2 separate regions of the Homo sapiens genome follow, and region 1 is linked to region 2. A link is a loop called in an ENCODE intact Hi-C map of the cell type or tissue named here. Cell type or tissue: A673. All regions are shown on one strand. Each heading gives the region's core, and the rest is flanking DNA. Links, peaks and the distances in the headings are about the cores only.

The links. Hi-C counts contacts between places; a loop is a spot of excess contacts. Peaks named below come from ENCODE experiments on the same cell type or tissue, not always from the same donor. Only the 100,000 strongest peaks of a DNase experiment are listed, where the experiment ranks them.
Region 1: it touches region 2 in a loop (3-fold over the local background); 1 of 110 quality-filtered maps calls a loop at or near these places.

The regions. Positions count from the first base shown.
Region 1 is chr11:68,885,699-68,895,860 of GRCh38, forward strand. MRPL21 (mitochondrial ribosomal protein L21) reads right to left here. Exons shown (of 7, transcript NM_181514.2): 5 at 7,705-7,757; 6 at 7,192-7,295; 7 at 5,580-5,697. The coding sequence ends at 5,633. Among named protein-coding and RNA genes, the nearest start is that of MRPL21, 13 kb to the right of the region's middle. In A673, for the core only: CTCF peaks have their summits at 4,609 (motif pointing left) and 4,816; DNase peaks (open chromatin) are centred at 4,503 and 5,403; H3K27ac peaks cover 2,089 bases.
Region 2 is chr11:68,627,932-68,638,093 of GRCh38, forward strand. No RefSeq gene overlaps it. Among named protein-coding and RNA genes, the nearest start is that of GAL, 52 kb to the right of the region's middle. RefSeq lists enhancers at 4,298-4,887, 4,888-5,476, 5,477-6,065. In A673, for the core only: a CTCF peak has its summit at 5,080; a DNase peak (open chromatin) is centred at 5,080.

The DNA.
Region 1 (10,162 bases), core at 1,901-6,900, 260 kb after region 2:
GAAAGCAAAATCTTTACTTTTTGATAGAGAGGAGATTGAGTTTTCTAAACAATCAAAAGACCTAACAAAGACAGCAAGAGGGACATGCTGACCCCCCTGCCTTTTTTTTTGTCGGTTTACTCAAAAGGTGAAGACAAAATTTACTATTTCTTATTAATACCACATGAAAATCTTGTTCAAAAGAAAACAAGTTCTATCCTTGCATCGGTATATTACTGTATGTTAAAGCTGATTTTATTTTATTGCATTTTATTTTATTTTTTTGACACAGAGTTTCACTCTTGTTGCCAAAGTGCTGGGATTACAGGCGTGAGCCACAGCTCCCGGCCTAAAGCTAATTTTAATAACAGCTTAAAAATAGATCTGTCCAGGCCAGGCACGGTGGCTCATGCCTGTAATCCTAGCACTTTGGGAGGCTGAGGCTGGCAGATCACTTGAGGCTGGGAGTTCAAGACCAGCCTGGCCAACATGGCAAAACCCTGTCTCTCCTAAAAATACAAAAAATCAGCTGAACAAGGTGGTGCACACCTGTAGTCCCAGCTACCCGGGAGGCTGAGGCAGGAGAATCACTTGAACCCAGGAGGCAGAAGTTGCAGTGAGCTGAGATTGTGCCACTGCATTCCAGCCTGGGTGACAGAACGAGATTCCGTCTCAAACAAAACAAAACAAAACAAAAATAGATTCATCCAATCTTAATCAGCTTTGACCACACAAGATTTCCACAAACCTTTTATAACCTCTTACAAAAACCTTTTTGAGTCTGTTTCTCCAACTTTCTATATCTATTGTTTTATTTTTCACTTTTTCAATTTAAAACAACCTTTAAATAACCTGTAAACTAGACAAAATTACTTTTCCTTTAACAAAACTGCATTCTCATGTTTTTTTGTAACCCTCCTTACCAAAAACACACCCTATTTTCTCTGTACACTTTGCATACAGAATTTGTTTTTCTTTTATCTGGTTTTTCTTATTGGGTTGTGTGTGTGTTTTTTTAACAGGGTCTTACTCTGCTGCCCAGGCTGGAGTGCAGTGGTATAATCACAGCTCACCTCAGCCTCAACCTCTCAGGCTCAAGCCATCCTCTTGCCTCAGTCTCCCTACTAGCTAGGACTACAGGTATGCACCACTACACCCATCTAATTTTTGTATTTTTTTGTAGAGATGGGATTTTGCCATGTTGCACAGGCTGGTCTTGAACTCCTGGGCTCAAGAAATCCGCCTGCCTCAGCCTCCCAAAGTGCTAGGATCACAGGCATGAGCCACTATGCCCTGCCAGTAGTTTTAATTACATGTATTAACTATAGTTTTAACTCTTAGTAACTCTGATTTCCAGTGAAAAACCTAGGGGGTAAGCAATTTTAATTGTTATGTACCAGGTTCATAGCCCAAGACAGAGACAGAGCTGTGAGGACATGGCTGGAGGGTCCAACCCCTCCCAGCATGGTCAGGAGGCAGAGCTGGGCCAGGGAGGATGGGACGATATTGGGCTTAGCTCTGCTCAGCAGCTGCTGGCCTAGGCACTGAGGACACGCATATGTCACCAGGACTTACCATGGCCACCTGCCTAAAGCCTAGAATCTAAAAGCTCAAAACCAAAGACATGACGTCACAGACAAACAAGTATTAAAAATATCACAGAAGTGGCCACGCATGGTGGCTCACACCTGTAATCCCAGCACTTTGGGAGGCTGAGGTGGGTGGATCACCTGAGATCAGGAGTTTGGGACCAGCCTGACCAATATGGTGAAACCCCATCTCTACTAAAAATACAAAAAAAAAAAAAAAAAAAATTAACTGGCATGGTGGTGCACACCTGTAATCCCAGCTACTTGGGAGGCGGAGACAGGAGAATTGCTTGCACCTGGGAGGCAGAGGTTGCAGTGAGCTGAGATCCTGCCACTGCACTCCAGCCTGGGCGACAGAACAAGACTCTCTCACAAAAAGAAAAAAAAACAAGAAACAAAAATCACAGAAGCAACAGTTTTATGACCTTAAAACATCTAACCAAGATTGTATAAATTACTCTGACCTATAGACCCAGGCAGAAATGTTTGAAATTCTGCAGATATTTTTATCTTATTTTACCAGAAGTTATTAAGTTTATTTCATTTTATTTTTTAGCCTTTTATTTTTCATCTAACTACTTTCTGTGAGTTTTTAAAATTTTAAATAGAGGTAGGGTCTTGTGTTGCCCAGGCTGGTCTCAAACTCCTGGCTTCAAGCGATCCTCCCACTTCGGCCTCCCAAAGTGCTGGGATTACAGGTGTGAACCACCATGCCTGGGCACCAACAGTTTTAAAACTAGTTTCATTTATCAAAGATTACTAAAGTCATGTGAACTTGAAAAGCATTTAGGCTTTTTTTTTTTTTTTTTTTTTTTTTTTTTTGAGACGGAGTTTCGCTCGTCACCCAGGCTGGAGTGTAACAATGGCGTGATCTTGGCTCACTGCAACCCCCGCCTCTCAGGTTCAAGCGATTCTCCTACCTCAGCCTCCCAAGTAGCTGGGATTACAGGCGCATGCCACCACGCCTGGCTAATTTTTTGTATTTAGTAGAGATGGGGTTTCACCATGTTGGTCAGGCTGGTCACGAACTCCTGACCTTGGCTGATCCACATGCCTCGGCCTCCCAAAGTGCTGGGATTACAGGCATGAGCCACCACGCCCAGCCTTTGGCTTATTAATAATGAGGACTTGCTTATTTGTAAGTCAGTTTGGTACCAAGTAGACAGTATACCAACAGACATGTATACACATGTATTAATACAAATACAAACAAACATAAATACAAATCTTATAGCTTTGATTTTTAAATTTTAGCCACAAGATAGGCAAAACTCACTGGTTTAAAAGGACAGTTAGACTAAATTATGCCACTGTAAATGGAACAAGTTATAGCTGAAGCCCTTACAGAGTTTTTGAGAAACCAGGGTAGCAAATTTATATTTCATTCAAAGCACAACGAGAGAAAGTAAGCATTTTAAAAGGAGCTCAGGTGTGTTAGAGGAAGATTAAAAATGAATGCCAAGATAACACAAAATCATAGGATTTCACTACAGGATTTTATAGAGACTATTGCATTTATATAGTTAACTTGTGGCCAGGCACGGTGGCTCATGCCTGTAATTCCAGCACTTTGAGAGGCCAAGGTGGGAGGATTGCTTAAGGCCAGGAGTTTGAGACCAGCCTGGCCAACATGGTGAAAACCCGTCTCTACTAAAAATACAAAAAATTAGCCGGGTGTGGTGGTGCACGCCTGTAATCCCAGCTACTCAGGAGGCTGAGGCACGACAATCACTTGAACCCAGGAGGTGGAGGTTGCAGTGGGTCGAGATCACACCACTGCACTCCAGCCTGGGCAACAAGAGCAAAATTCCATCTTAAAAAAAAAAGACCCTGTTGTCAATTCCTTTGTGTATAGCCCCAGAAGTGGAACTGCTGGATCGTGTGATAATTTGAGGAAACTTGTCTAGTTTTTAAAAGGAGTTAACTTTCACCAGTTTGATATTGATAATATTTTATATATTTATATATATATATATTTATTTATTTATTGAGACAGAGTCTCACTCTGTCTCCCAGGCTGGAGTGCAGTGGCGTTATCTCTGCTCACTGCAGCCTTTGCCTCTGGGGCTCAAGCGATTCTCTTGCCTCAGCCTCCCCAGTAGCTGGGATTTCAGGTGCACGCCACCATACCTGGCTAATTTTTGTATTTTTAGTAGAGACAGGGTTTCACCATGTTGGCCAGGCTGGTCTCAAACTCCTGACTTCAAGTGATCTGCCCGCCTCAGCCTCCCAAAGTGCTGGGATTATAGGCGTGAGCCACCACACCCAGCCAATATTGGTAATATTTTATAGGCATGTCACCAAACAGTTCCCCAGACGGCAGTGGCTGTAGGTAATACAAATAGTGAACACTGACTGAGCACTTGCTGTGGGTGGCTTGCTAACTGCTGGATTCCTCACAGCAACGCATTAGGTTTGGTGCTAGGATGACCCCCATTTGACAGATGAGACAGGGGCTGGGTAACTTGCTCAAGATCACACCCAGCTCACTGCGGTGGGTCTGGGATTCACACTCAGCTCTCTAGCTGCAGAACCCATGCTTACACCCCACCCCACCACCAAGCTGAACTGCCTGACTGCAGCAGGAGTCTCCAGAACCTGTTTTTTATTTCAAGCATAGTAAGAAATGGAGATGTGCTTATGTCAAAGAATATGGAATAGGCCAACGATTCCCGTCTTAAACATCCTATAACCTCCACATAGAACAGAGACCACACGAGACGCTGCTGGGCTGGCTGGGAGAGAACCTAGAGAGGGGGTGGGTAAGGGGAAAGGATGCGAGGCCTCATGATTCTAGAGACATCACTTTCAGATGGAGATAGCATGAGCTACCGCATTTAGAAATTTATTACTTCCAGATGTGGCTGCATTAAAGACGCAAGCACACCACAGCCCCAGGTCCCTCCCACCACCCCCAGCTTCGCTCCAACCCATGTGGAGCCCTGGAGGCCTGACTCTCTGGGTTCTCACGTCTCCAAATTCAGGATGCCCGGGATGGGCGGGACCAGGAGCGCTCAGCCCACTGGGCTGGCGCCCCCTGCTGCACGCGGAGAACACGATGGGGGAGCTGGGCCAGCACCTACCAGGGCGCTGGGCACCTGAGGGGTTTTCTTATCTCCAGATCTCAGAGCGACTCCCTGTAGGACTCCTGGGGAAAATACTTAGCCGGGTCGGATTACAGGTTTGTATCTTGTCACTTGAAGCCCTAACTCTTCTTTTGGAGGATGGCTCTGTCTTTGTGAATGAACCAAACCAGGGGCCTGGCATCATCTGAGAGCCCCTCATCCCCACGCCCAGGCCCTTCCCTTTGCTGGTTCCTTCGCTACTCTGGCTCCAGGACCCTGTCCCTTCTCACCTGGGTAGCTCCCAGCAGGCCCTGCTGCCTGCCTCAGCCACCCCTATCGATCCCAGCAGCCCAAGCCCTCTGGGTCTGCCTGCTACTTCCAAGACTGAGTTCAGCACAGCCTGGGCCTCTGCTCTGTCCCTGCTGTTGTCAGCTCCCAGAATGTGCTGTGCCCACTCCCCAGCTGTCCCTCCTCCTGTCCTGCCCAGCCCTCCTGGATCCCTGCTGCGCTGTGTCACTCCCCCTGCACTGTGATCCCTGCCCCTGCTCGACTGTGTGAGGCAGAAGGGCCAGGAGCAGGGACCCGAGGCCACCTGCTCTGAACCCCAGCCTTACAAAAGCCCCGCTGGCGACAGATCTGTTTCGATTACTCAGATGGAATTTGCTGTTCTTGTCCATCTCGTGGAATCTAGGTTGCGCCTCTCTTGATGTCAGCTCCAAGTCCCAGCTGCGTCCCCGCCCCACTCCCCTGGGCCCTGCCGCCGCCACATGGGGTGGAGGGCTGCCAAGAATACTATTTATCCAGCCCTGGGAGGGCCATGCTTGTCATTCTCCCCGAGTTCCTGTTTTCTCTGGCTCGGGGGCCTGGTGCTTACAGACATGCTGCTCCAGTTAAACTATCTACAACAGGCATGCACGGCTTTAAACCAGAACACAGAAACCTGGTCTCCTTGGGAAGCAGGAGTTTATTTTTATCCTTTTGTAAGTATTAACTCGGTAATCACAACAAACACGGAGCAATCTCAATGCTGTTTATCCGGAGGACAGTCTGCGGGGTCGTGACGACTGAAAGAAAGGATGTCACAGGCTTGACCACAGACCCTGACTGTTGTCATCAGTTACAGCAGGGGCTCTGCACACAGCCCTCCCCAGCCAGCGCGACCCCGGCAACGTCCCCTGCTGCACATGGCCGTGTTTATCTCCAGGTGTGCACTGACTGCCTCGCTAGCTTGTTCGTTCACTCTGTTGGCAGGTGCAGAGGCTGGGACACCAGACGCCTCATGGCCAGGAGTGCCCTGCGCTGGCACCTCACCTCTCCTCCCACACTGTCTATGCTGTGACTTCTGGAGTGCGTGGGAGGATGGCCCCACCTGAGTGACCTTGAGGCTACCTGGAAGTGTCAGAAGGTACATGAGAGGCTCCCCTACCCAGATGACTCTAAGGTGACAGCCAATACCAGTATTCTGGGTATATTTAACTATGCCCACTGTTGGTGGTTTAGGCCGGCAACTGCAGTTATAGCAAGAGCTGTGAGGGACAGAATTCTGCAGCCGCTCAGCTATGTGGCCCATGCCCCGTGGGTGCCATCCCTCAGGATGCCCACTATGGGGGATGTCCTCAGTGCAGACCTGCTAGGACAGCCCTACACCTGCTTGCGGATTCACTGCTGCTTTGGGGACAGTGCTAGGCGTCATGGGTTGGAACAAAGTGGGGTCATGCGTGGAGGGTGGAGGAGAAGGGGAGCGAGGTGGGGTCACGCGTGGAGGGTGGAGAAGGGGAGCGAGGTGGGTTCACGCGCGGAGGGTGGAGGAGAAGGGGAGCGAGGTGGGTTCACGCGCGGAGGGTGGAGGAGAAGGGGAGCGAGGTGGGTCACGCGCGGAGGGTGGAGGAGAAGGGGAGCGAGGTGGGGTCACGCGCGGAGGGTGGAGGAGAAGGGGAGCGAGGTGGGGTCACGCGCGGAGGGTGGAGGAGAAGGGGAGCGAGGTGGGGTCACGCGCGGAGGGTGGAGGAGAAGGGGAGCGAGGTGGGGTCACGCGCGGAGGGTGGAGGAGAAGGGGAGCGAGGTGGGGTCACGCGCGGAGGGTGGAGGAGAAGGGGAGCGAGGTGGGGTCACGCGCGGAGGGTGGAGGAGAAGGGGAGCGAGGTGGGGTCACGCGCGGAGGGTGGAGGAGAAGGGGAGCGAGGTGGGGTCACGCGCGGAGGGTGGAGGAGAAGGGGAGCGAGGTGGGGTCATGCGCGGAGGGTGGAGGAGAAGGGGAGCGAGGTGGGGTCACGCGCGGAGGGTGGAGGAGAAGGGGAGCGAGGTGGGGTCACGTGCGGAGCGTGGAGGAGAAGGGGAGCGAGGTGGGGTCACGCGTGGAGCGTGGAGGAGAAGGGGAGCGAGGCTGGACCCTCTGGGTGCTCCCTCTAGGATGAGGGTGGCAAGTGGGCAGTGGCAGCCAGGTTGAGACCTGCCTGGGCTTCCTGTCCCGAGACCCACGTGCCCCACACCCTCCGTCCGCATGCGCCTGGGCAACCAGCACCGTGCAACAGGGCCCAGCGGTACTTTCTCTAACTTACTTCTTTTCTTCTTGAAGTTTTTCCTTTTCCTGAATCTCATAATGATTCTTGGCCATGATTCTGTCTTTTCAATGACTGTGGCTTCTACTCGAACAAGATCCTTTCTAGAAGGAAGAAAAATCAACAATAATGTACCTTTTGGATTATTTTTCAAATGCCTTAGGTGAGAATTTCTAAAATGAAGTTATACTTTCTCTTTTGTTGATTATAAAAGTAATACGCCCTCAATGGAAACATTTTGAAAACCACGAAAAAGGACCACAAAGAACAGTTCCAGGGAGTCTGAACAAATCTTCAGAGGACCACACTGTCATGAAACAGCAAGAGACCAATAATTTGGTCTGGATGTTCTCATGGGCCCTAAATGTCCACTATTATTAAGTATAAATGTTGTGTTTGGTGTCAACAAAGAATATGAATGCAACTCCCCACCTGGCCTAATTGCACTGTGACCACTGTCTGCATGTCCAGCCCTGGAGCCCCAGACAAAGCCCAGCACTTCACAGCCATTACCCGAGGAGTGGCTTGCCAAGCAGCGTGAAGTTGTCTGCCCCAACCAGCAGGACCTGAAAAATTCAACAGGTGTGTTTCATCAGTGGCTCATTACGATGAGTAAGAACAGTTGCTAATAACAGGTAGTGATGTCAACACCACACAAAATGAGAAAGACTGAAAACATTGTGACATGAATTTCATCTGCTGTCTAATGATCTCTTTAATATCTACAACCGGGGCTGTGAGCTGACAAGTGGCAGCACTGCACAGCCGTGGGGCTGCCTAAGGGAAATGCTCCAACCCTCAGAGGAGACGCACAATTTGATTATTAGATACCATGGATATGCATCCAGATAGCTGCTGTAATCCTCATACCAACGGTGACTTCAAAAACCCTTTCTATCTCCGGCCAGGTGCGGTGGCTCATGCCTGTAATCCCAGCACTTTGGGAGGCCGAGGTGGGTGGATCACAAGGTCAGGAGATGGAGACCATCCTGGCTAACACGGTGAAATTAGTCTCTACTAAAAAAATACAAAAACTTAGCTGGGCGTGGCGGCATGCACCTGTAGTCCCAGCTACTCAGGAGGCTGAGATTGCACCACTGCACTCCAGCCTGGGCGACAGAGCGAGACTCTGTCTCAAAGAAAACAAATAAACAAAAAAAAACAAAACCCTTTCTATCAAAGCATAACATAGAGAGAAAAAGCACAAATCATACCATTGTGTCTCTTGGCGCAGTTTACAGTTCTACTAATATTGCAATGATTGAGGCTCTCCTGTATTCTTTTAACGACTGCAAAATTCTCAAGAGCCAGGCAACCATTCTCAATGCCGGGAAATCACGACACCAAGTGTGGCTGCAGATGAAGACATCTTTGCTTCCAAATGCAACAGTGTTCTTTCTTCTTTTTGTGACCCAGAGTCTCGCTCTGTCACCCAGGCTGGAGTGCAGTGGCGTGATCTTGGCTTGCTGCAACCTCTGCCTCCCAGGTTCAAGTGATTCTCCTGCCTCAGCCCCCTGAGTAGCTGGGACTACAGGCGCCCACCACAAACCCCGGCTAATTTTTTTTGGTATTTTTATTAGAGATGGGGTTTCACCATGTTGGCTAGGCTGGTCTCAAACTGACCTCAGGTGATCTGCCCGCCTCGGCTTCCCAAAGTGCTGGGATAACAGGCGTGAGCCACCACGCACGGCCTACAGTGTTTTTATTAGATGTTGGAGATCATCTTAAATTTTACTGATAAGAAAAAATCCAATCATACTCAACTTAAATGTCTAGAGACAAAGTATATCATATAACAAACTCAGCGGACACGCATGTTAGATAGTGACAAATAATAAAATAAGTATTTTTAGAGTTTGTTTCAGCATGACATGTGCACTCCCACTGGGTTTCCTGTTATAAAAAACAATCTGCTTAGGAGGGGCTTTCTAGAATTTTTTGTTAATGTGAAATGTTTCAAATATGCAAACATCTGCCTTCAGAGGAGGAGCTTTAATTCATAAAGAAAACCATGTAACTTATATTGATAATTAAGCATCCCAGAAAAATTACCTGTTGCAGAGGTAATTATAATTTTATAAAAAGAGTGGGCAGGCCGGGCGTGGTGGCTCACGCCTGTAATCCCAACACTGTGGGAGGCCGAGGCGGGCAGACTGCCTGAGGTTGGGAGTTCAAGACCAGCCTGACCAACATGGAGAAACCCCATCTCTACTAAAAATACAAAATTAGCCAGGCATGGTAGTGCATGCCTGTAATCCCAGCTACTCAGGAGGCTGAGGCAGGAGAATCACTTGAACCCGGAAGGCAGAGGTTGCAGTGAGCCGAGATTGTGCCACTGTACTCCAGCCTGGACAACAAGAGCAAAACTCCTTCTCAAACAAACAAACAAAAAAAAAGAGTAGGCAAAAATCAAATAGACGCCCCCAGCAAATAGAATCATAGCTGAAGGCTAGAAATGCCTAGCTAAATAAACAGACTGGCCAGGCACGTTGGCTCATGCCTATAATCCCAGCGCTTTGGGAGGCCAAGGCAGGTGGATCACCTGAGGTCAGGAGTTCGAGACCAGCCTGACCAATATGGTGAAACCCCATCTCAACTAAAAATATAAAAATTAGCAGGGCGTGGTGGCATGCACCTGTAATCCTAGCTACTCGGGAGGCTGAGGCAGGAGAATCACTTGAACCCAGGAGGTGGGGGTTGCAGTGAGCCAAGACTGCGCCATTGCACTCCAGCCTGGGTGACAGAGCGAGACTGAGTCTGAAAAATAATAATAAACAGACAAACCATGCAGTTTTTTTTGAGACAGGGTCTCGCTGTGTTGCCCAGGCTCGAGTGCAGTGGCCAATCACGGCTCACTGCAGCCTCAACTTCCCAGGCTCAAATGATCCTTCTACTTCAGCCCCACAAATAGCTGGGACTACATGTGTGTGCCACCATGCCCACCTAATTGTTTGGAATTTTAGTAGAGATG
Region 2 (10,162 bases), core at 2,460-7,459:
CCCATAGATCCTAAATCCTTTCCCCACTCCTCTTTCTGTTCCTTGAAGACAGCTTTAGAGACTGCCCCCACCCAGGCTCTCCCTGACTCATCCCCACTCTTTTCATTACACACAGCCGCAGTGCAGCGCTGTGCAGTCAGAATTCTTACACAAGGACCAGGATCGCATCCTGTAGCCTTTTTGTCCAAACAACTTGACCTCACTGTTTTAGGCTGGCCATCATGTCTCTGTGCAGCGGCTGCTGCAGCCCTAATACTTTTAGAGGCCCTCAAAATCACAAACTATGCTCAACTCACTCTCTACAGCTCTCATGATTTCCAAAATCTATTTTCTTCCTCACACCTGACACATATACTTTCTGCTCCCTGGCTCCTTCAGCTGTACTCACTCTTTGTTAAGTCCCACAATTACCATTGTTCCTGGCCCAGACTTCAATCCAGCCTCCCACATTATTCCAGATACCACACCTGACCCTCATGACTGCATCTCTCTGATCCACCTGACGTTCACCCCATTTCCCCACATTGCCTTCTTCCCTATTTCTCACCCTGATCACACTTAGTTTACTGATGGCAGTTCCACCAGGCCTAATCACCACTCACCAGCAAAGGCAGGCTATGCTATACTATCTTCCACATCTATCATTAAGGCTACCGCTCTGCACGCCTCCACTACCTCTCAGCAAGCCGAACTAGTTGCCTTAACTGAAGCCCTCACTCTTGCAAAAAGACTACACGTCAATATCTATACTGATTCTAAATATGCCTTTCATATTCTGCACCACCATGCGGTCATATGGGCTGAAAGAGGTTTCCTCACTACACAAGGGTCCTCCATCATTAATGCCTCTTTAATAAAAACTCTACTCAAGGCCGCTTTACTTCCAAAGGAAGCTGGAGTCATTCACTGCAAGAGGCATCAAAAGGCGTCAGATCCCATTGCTCTAAGCAACACTTATGCTGATAAAGTAGCTAGACAAGCAGCTAGCTTTCCAAATTCTGTCTCTCACAGCAACACTTATGCTGATAAAGTAGCTAGACAAGCAGCTAGCTCTGCAACTTCTGTCCCTCACGGCCAGTTTTTCTCCTTCACATCAGTCACTCCCACCTACTCCCCCGCTGAAACTTCCACCTGTCAATCTCTTCCCACACAAGGCAAATAGTTCTTAGACCAAGGAAAATATCTCCTTCCAGCCTCACAAGCCCATTCTATTCTGTCGTCATTTCATAACCTCTTCCATGTAAGTTACAAGCCACTAGCCCGTCTCTTAGAACCTCTCATTTCCTTTCCATCATAGAAATCTATCCTCAAGGAGATCACTTCTCAGTGTTCCATCTGCTATTCTACTACCCCTCAAGGATTGTTCAGACCCCTCCCTTCCCTACACATCAAGCTCAAAGATTTGCCCCCGCCCAGGACTGGCAAATTGACTTTACTCACATGCCTCAAGTCAGAAAACTAAAATATCTTAGTCTAGGTAGACACTTTCACTAGATAAGTAGAGGCCTTCCCCACAGGGTCTGAGAAGGCCACCGCAGTCATTTCTTCCCTTCTGTCAGACATAATTCCTCAGTTTGGCCTTCCCACCTCTATACAGTCTGATAGCAGACCAGCCTTTACTAGTCAAATCACCCAAGCAGTTTCTCAGGCTCTTGGTATTCAGTAGAACCTTCATATCCCTTACAGTCCTCAATCTTCAGGAAAAGTAGAAAGGACTAATAGTCTTTTAAAGACACACCTCACCAAGCTCAGCCACCAACTTCAAAAAGATTAGTTAGTACTTTTACCTCTTGCCCTTCTCAGAATTAGAGCCTGTCCTCAAGATGCTACAAGGTACAGTCCATTTGAACTTTTATATAGACGCACTTTCTTGCTTAGCCCCAACCTCATCCCAGACACCAGCCCTCTAGGCGACTATCTTCCAGTCCTCCAGCAGGCTAGACAGGAAATTCACCAAGCTGTAATCCTCTCTTGCCTACTCCAGATCCCCAGCCATAAGAAGACACCCTAGCTAAACGATCAGTTCTTGTTAAAAATCTGACCCCTCAAACTCTACAACCTCGATGGACCGGACCCTACTTAGTCATCTATAGTACCCTGACTGCCGTCCGCCTGCAGGATCCTCCCCACTAGGTTCACCATTCCAGAATAAAGCTGTGTCCATCGGACAGCCAGCCTAATCCCTCCTCTTCCTCCTGGAAGTTGCAAGTACTCTCCCCTACTTCCCTTAAACTCACTCCTATTTCTGAAGAACAGTAATAACCCTTATGAGCCTAATACATCCCTTCATTCTATTAGGTCTGTTCGTCCTTACCCTACTTTTTGCAACAAAGAAGTTACCCCCACCACTTAGGCCGAGCCCCAAAAAACTTGTCATCCATACTATTTTCTGTCTAGTCATACTCCTATTCTCCGTTTTCAACTACTTATAAATGCCCTACTCTTGTTTACACTGCCAGTTTACACTGTTTCTTCAAGCCATCACAGCTGATATCCCTTGGTGCTATCCCCAAACTGCCACTCTTAATTCCCTCTTAAAGTAAGTAGATGATCTTTGCTGGCAGGGCACCCTCCAATACTTCCACCCTGATGAAGTTCTATTCTTTACTTTTATACTCACTCTTATTCTCATTCTCATTCTTATGCCACCCTTTACCTCTCCCCAGCTATCTCCACCACACTATCAACCTTACCCATTCCCTCCTAGCCACCTCTAATCCCTCCTTAGTGAACAACTGCTGGCTTTGCATTTCCCTTTCTTCCAGTGCCTACACAGCTGTCCCCACCTTACAGACAGACTAGGCAACATCTCCTGTCTCCTTACACCTCCAAACTTCCTTTAACAGCCCTCACCTTTACCCTCCTGAAGAACTCATTTACTTTCTAGACAAGTCCAGCAAAACTTCCCCAGACATTTCACATCAGCAAGATGCCGCCCTCCTCCGCACTTATTTAAAAAACATTTCTCCTTATATTAACTCTACTCCCCTCATATTTGGACCTCTTACAACACAAACTACTATTCCTGTGGCCGCTCCTTTATGTATCTCTTGGCAAAGACCTACCGGAATTCCCCTAGGTAATCTTTCACCTTCTCGATGTTCCTTTACTCTTCATCTCCGAAGCCCAACTACACACATCACTGAAACAATTAAAGCCTTCCAGCTCTGTATTACAGACAAGCCCTCTATCAATACTGACAAACTTAAAAACGTTAGCAGTAATTATTGCTTAGGAAGACACTTACCCTGTATTTCACTCCATCCTTGGCTACCTTCCCCTTGCTCATCAGACTCTCCTCCCAGGCCCTCTTCTTGTTTACTTATACTCAGCCCCAAAAATAACAGTGAAAGGTTTCTCGTAGATACTCAACGTTTTCTCATACAACATGAAAATTGAACCTCCTCCTCTACGCAGTTACCCCATCAGTCCCCATTACAACCTCTGACAGCTGCCGCCCCAGCTGGATCCCTAGGAGTCTAAGTACAACACACCCCTCTCAGCACTCCTTCTCACCTTTTTACATCTCCAGTTTTGCCTCGCACAAGGTCTCTTCTTCCTCTGTAGATCCTCTACCTACATGTGTCTACCTGCTAATTAGACAGGCACATGCACACTAGTTTTCCTTACTCCCAAAATTCAATTTGTAAATAGCACCAAAAAGCTCCCTGTTCCCCTCATGACACCGACATGACAAAAAAAAAGACTTTCTGCCTTCACTATTGCTCTCAGTATTAGAATAGCAGGCATTTCAACCTCTGTCATGACCTTCCGTAGCCTGTCTAATGACTTCTCTGCTAGCATCAGACATATCACAAACTTTATCAGTCCTCCAGGCCCAAGATGACTCTTTAGCTGCAGTTGTCCTCCAAAACCACCGAGGCCTTGACTTACTCACTGCTGGAAAAGGAAGACTCTGTATATTCTTAAATGAAAAGTGTTGTTTTTACCTAAATCAATCTAGCCTAGTGTATGACAACATAAAAAAACTCAAGGATCGAGCCCAAAAACTTGCCAACCAAGCAAGTAATTACGCTGAACCCCCTTGGGCACTCTCTAATTAGATGTCCTAAGTCCTCCCAATTCTTAGTCCTTTAATACCCATTTTTCTCCTTCTTTTATTCGGACCTTGTATCTTCCGTTTAGTTTCTCAATTCATCCAAAACCGTATCCAGGCCATCACCAATCATTCTATGCGACAAATGTTTCTTCTAACAACCCCACAATATCACCCCTTACCATGAGATCTCCCTTCAGCTTAATCTCTCCCACTCTAAGTTCCCACGCCGCCCCTAATCCTGCTTGAAGCAGCCCTGAGAAACATCGCCCGTTCTCTCTCTCCATTCCACCCCCCAAAAATTTTTGCCGCCCCAACACTATTTTGTTTTATTTTTCTTGTTAATATAAGAAGGCAGGAATGTCAGGCCTCTGAGCCCAAGCCAAGCCATCGCATCCCCTGTGACTTGCACGTATACGCCCAGGTGGCCTGAAGTAACTGAAGAATCACAAAAGAAGTGAATATGCCCTGCCCCGCCTTAACTGATGACATTCCACCAAAAAGAAGTGAAAATGGCTGGTCCTTGCCTTAAGTGATGACATTACCTTGTGAAAGTCCTTTTCCTGGCTCATCCTGACTCAAAATCTCCCCCACTGAGCGCCTTGAGATCCCCACTCCTGCCTGCCAGAGAACAAACCCCCTTTGACTGTAATTTTCCTTTACCTACCCAAATCCTATAAAACAGCCCCACCCCTATCTCCCTTCGCTGACTCTCTTTTCAGACGCAGCCCGCCTGCACCCAGGTGATTAAAAGCTTTACTGCTCACACAAAGCCTGTTTAGTAGTCTCTTCACACGGATGCACGTGAAATTTACCACATTTGAAAAACATATTGCATTACAGAGGAGTGAGTGGGTGGCAGAAAGGAGGGCAGAAATAATGGCCACACTTAAAGATCTAAAGGATGGGTGGTTCCTATCACGTCTCCATTTAATTCTCCGGTCTGGCCTGCAGAAGCCAGATGACACTGAATTTAACTAGAGTTTAGAGCCGACTTAACTAGCTCATAGCCCTGGTGGCGCTGTTGCACCAGACGTGGTATCTTTGCTAGAGCAGGTAAATATGGCCTCAAACACACAGAATGTAATCCTTTGATGAGGCTAAGGTCTCCTCTAGCCCAAATCTTAATGTAATCATGGGCATGATATCTCATCACATTTGCTGTATTCTACTAGTTAGAAGCAATTACGATATCTTGTCTATTCAGGCTGCTAACAAAATACCTTAGCCTGAGTACTTTATAAACAATAGAAATTTATTTCTCGCAGTTCTTGGGCTGTGAGGTCCAAGATCAAGGTGCCAGCAGATCTGGTGTCTGGTGAGGGCTGGCCCTCTGCTTCCACGATGGAGCCTCGTTCCTGTGTGTTCACGGGGCAGAAGGGGCAGGGGTGCCTTTTGACCTCTTTTATAAGGGCACCAATTCCATTTGTGAGGGTGGAGTCCTCATGACCTAAACACCTTCCAAATCCCCACCTCTTCATGCTATTGTATCGGGCTGCAACCTTCAACATTTGAATTTTGGGGGATACCAATATTTAGACTGTAGCACACAAATCCCACCCACAATCAACAGGGGAGATTATACAAGGACATGAATACCTGGAAGCAGGGATCATGGGGTTCCCTTAACGTCTGTCTACTACACCTTCTAAAATAAAAGACAGGCTGAGCACCGGGGCTCACGCCTGTAATCCCAACACTTTCAGAGGCCGAGGCAGGAGGACTGCTTGAGCCCAGGAATTCGAGACCCCATGTCTACAAAAAATTTAAAAAATTAGCCAGGTGTGGTTGTCAGGCCTCTGAGCCCAAGCCAAGCCATCGCATCCCCTGTGACTTGCACGCATATGCCCAGATGGCCTGAAGTAACTGAAGAATCACAAAAGAAGTGAAAATGGCCTGTTCCTGCCTTAACTGATGACATTATCTTGTGAAATTCCTTCTCCTGGCTCATCCTGGCTCAAAACCTCCCCCACTGAGTACCTTGTGACCCCCACTCTGCCTGCCAGAGAACCCCCCTTTGACTGTAATTTTCCTTTACCTACCCAAATCCTATAAAACGGCCCCACCCCATCTCCCTTTGCTGACTCTCTTTTTGGACTCAGCCCGCCTGCACCCAGGTGATTAAAAGCTTTATTGCTCACACAAAGCCTGTTTGGTGGTCTCTTCACATGGACGCCTATGAAATTTGGGGCCGTGACTCAGATCGGGGGACCTCCCTTGGGAGATCAATCCCCTGTCCTCCTGTTCTTTGCTCCATGAGAAAGATCCACCTACGACCTCAGGTCCTCAGACCAACCAGCCCAAGGAACATCTCACCAATTTTAAATCGGGTAAGTGGCCTCTTCTTACTCTCTTCTCCAACCTCTCTCACTGTCCCTCAACCACTTTCTCCTTTCCACTCTTCAATCTCTCCCTTCTCTTAATTTCAATTCCTTTCATTTTCTGGTAGAGAGAAAGGAGACACGTTTTATCCATGGACTCAAAACTCCAGCGCCGGTCACGGACTAGGGAAGGCAGCCTTCCCTTGGTGTTTAATCATTGCAGGGGTGCCTCTTTGATTATTCACCCAGGTTTCAGAGGTGTCAGACCATGCAGGGACGCCTGCCTTGGTCCTTCGCCCTTAGTGGCAAGTACCCCAACCCCTTCTCTCCGTGTCTCTACCCATTCTCCACCTTTCTGCGGGGCAAGAAACCCCAACCCCTTCTCCTTCACCCTGAGTGGCAAGTCCCGCTTTTCTAGAGGAGGGGCAAGTACCCCAACCTCGTATCTCTGCACCCCAATCCCTTATTTCCATGCCCTGACCTCTTATCTCTGCACCACATGCCTTATTTCCACACCCCGACCTCTTATCTCTGCACCCCAACCCCTTATTTCCACGCCCCAACCCCTTTCCTGCTTTTCTGGAAGGTAAGAACTCCCGAACCCCTTCCCTCCATGTCTCTACTCTCTTTTCTCTGGGCTTGCTTCCTTCACTATGGGCAACTTTACACCCTCCATTCCTCCTTCTTCTCCCTTAGCCTGTGTCCTCAAAAACTGAAAACCTCTTCAGCTCTCACCTGACCTAAAATCTAAGCATCTTATTTTCTTCTGCAATGCCACTTGACCCCAATACAAACTTGACAGTAGTTCCAAATAGCTGGAAAATGACACTTTCAATTTTTTCATCCTACAAGATCTAAATAATTCTTATCGTAAAATGGGCAAATGGTCTGAGGTTCCTGATGTCCAGGCATTCTTTCACACATCGGTCCCTCTCTAGTCTCTGTTCCCAGTGCAACTCATCCCAAATCTTCCTCCTTTCCCTCCCACCTGTCCCCTCAGTCCCAATCCCAAGTGTCGCTGAGCCTTTCTAATCTTCCTTTTCTACAGACCCATCTGACCTCTCCCCTCCTCCCCAGGCTGCTCCCTCGCCAGGCCGAGCTAGGTCCCAATTCTTCCTCAGCCTCCGCTCCTCCACCCTATAATCCTTTTATCACCTCCCCTCCTCACACCTGGTCCAGCTTACAGTTTCATTCCGTGACTAGCCCTCCCCCACCTGCCCAGCAATTTACTCTTAAAAAGGTGGCTGGAGCTAAAGGCATAGTCAAGGTTAATGCTCCTTTTTCTTTATCCCAAATCAGATAGCGTTTAGCCTCTTTTTCATCAAATATAAAAATCCAGCCCAGTTCATGGCTCCTTTGGCAGCAATCCTGAGACGCTTTACAGCCCTAGACCCTAAAAGGTCAAAAGGCTGTCTTATTCTCAAAATATATTTTATTACCCAATCTGCTCCCAACATTAAATAAAACTCCAAAAATTAAATTCCGGCCCTCAAACCCCACAACAGGATTTAATTAACCTTGCCTTCAAGGTGTACAATAATAGAAAAAGGTTGCAATTCCTTGCCTCCACTGTGAGACAAACCCCAGCCACATCTCCAGCACACAAGAACTTCCGAACGCCTAAACCGCAGTGGCCAGGCGTTCCTCCAGAACCTCCTCCCCCAGGAGCTTGCTACAAGTGCCAGAAATCTGGCCACCAGGCCAAGGAATGCCTACAGCCCAGAATTCCTCCTAAGCTGCATCCCATCTGTGCGGGACCCCACTGGAAATCGGACTGTTCAACTCACCTGGCAGCCACTCCCAGAGCTCCTGGAAGTCTGGCCCAAGGCTGACTGCTTCCCAGATCTTCTTGGCTTAGCGGCTGAAGACTGACGCTGCCCGATTGCCTCAGAAGCCCCCTAGACCATCAGGGACGCCAAGCTTCCCATAACTCTCACAGTGGAAAGTAAGTCCATCCCCTTCTTAATCAATACGGAGGCTATCCACTCCACATCACCTTCTTTTCAAGGGCTTGTTTCCCTTGCCTCCATAACTGTTGTGGGTATTCACGGCCAGGCTTCTAAACCTCTTAAAACTCCCCAACTCTGGTGCCAAATTAGACAGTACTCTTTTAAGCACTCCTTTTACTTATCCCCACCTGCCCAGTTCCCTTATTAGGCTGAGACACTTTAACTAAATTATCTGCTTCCCTGACTATTCCTGGGCTACAGCCACACCTCATTGCCACCCTTCTTCCCAATCCAAAGCCTCCTTTGCGTCCTCCTCTTGTATCCCCCCACCTTAACCCACAAGTGTAAGATACCTCTACTCCCTCCTTGGAGACCGATCATGCACCGCTTACCATCTCATTAAAACCTAATCACCCTTACCCGGCTCAACGCCAATATCCCATCCCACAGCACGCTTTGAAAGGATTAAAGCCTGTTATCACTCGCCTGCTACGGTATGGCCTTTTAAAGCTATAAACTCTCCTTATAATTCCCCTGTTTTACCTGTCCTAAAACCAGACAAGCCTTACAAGTTAGTTCAGGATCTATGCCTTATCAACCAAATTGTTTTGCCTATCCACCCCGTGGTGCCAAACTCATATACTCTCCTATCCTCAATTCCTCCCTCCACAATCCATTATTTTGTTCTGGATCTCAAACATGCTTTCTTTACTATTCCTTTGCACCCATCATCCCAGCCTCTCTTCGCTTTCACTTAGACTGACCCTGACACCCATCAGGCTCAGCAAATTACCTGGGCTGTACTGCCACAAGGCTTCACAGACAGCCCCCATTACTTCAGTCAAGCCCAAATTTCTTTCTCATCTGTTACCTATCTCAGCATAATTCTCATAAAAACACACGTGCTCTCCCTGCTGATCATGTCCGATTAATCTCCCAAACCTCAATCCCTTACAAAACAACTCCTTTCCTTCCTAGGCATGGTTAGTGTGGTCAGAATTCTTACACAAGAGCCAGGACCGCACCCTGTAGCCTTTCTGTCCAAACAACTTGACCTTATTGTTTTAGCCAAGACATCATATCTCCGTGCAGCGGCTGCTGATGCCCTAATACTTTTAGAGGCCCTCAAAATCACAAACTATGCTCAACTTACTCTCTACATTTCTCATAACTTCCAAAATCTATTTTCTTCCTCATACCTGACGCATATACTTTCTGCTCCCCGGCTCCTTCAGCTGTACTCACTCTTTGTTAAGTCCCACAATTACCACTGTTGCTGGCCCAGACTTCAATCTGGCCTCCCACATTATTCCTGATACCGCACCTGACCCCCATGACTGTATCTCTCTGATCCACCTGACATTCACCCCATTTCCCCATATGTCCTTCTTTCCTGTTCCTCACCCCGATCACACTTGATTTATTGATGGCAGTTCCATCAGGCCTAATCGCCACACACCAGCAAAGGCAGGCTATGCTATAGTACAAGCCACTAGCCCGCCTCTTATAACCTCTCATTTTCTTTCCATCATGGAAATCTATCCTCAAGGAAATAACTTCTCAGTGTTCCATCTGCTATTCTACTACTCCTCAGGGATTATTCAGGCCCTTCCCTACACATCAAATTCGAGGATTTGCCCCCACCCAGGACTGGCAAATTAGCTTTACTCAACATGCCCCGAGTCAGATAACTAAAATACCTCTTGGTCTAGGTAGACACTTTCACTGGATAGGTACAGGCCTTTCCTACAGGGTCTGAGAAGGCCACCGCAGTCATTTCTTCCCTTCTGTCAGACATAATTCCTCAGTTTAGCCTTCCCACCTCTATACAGTCT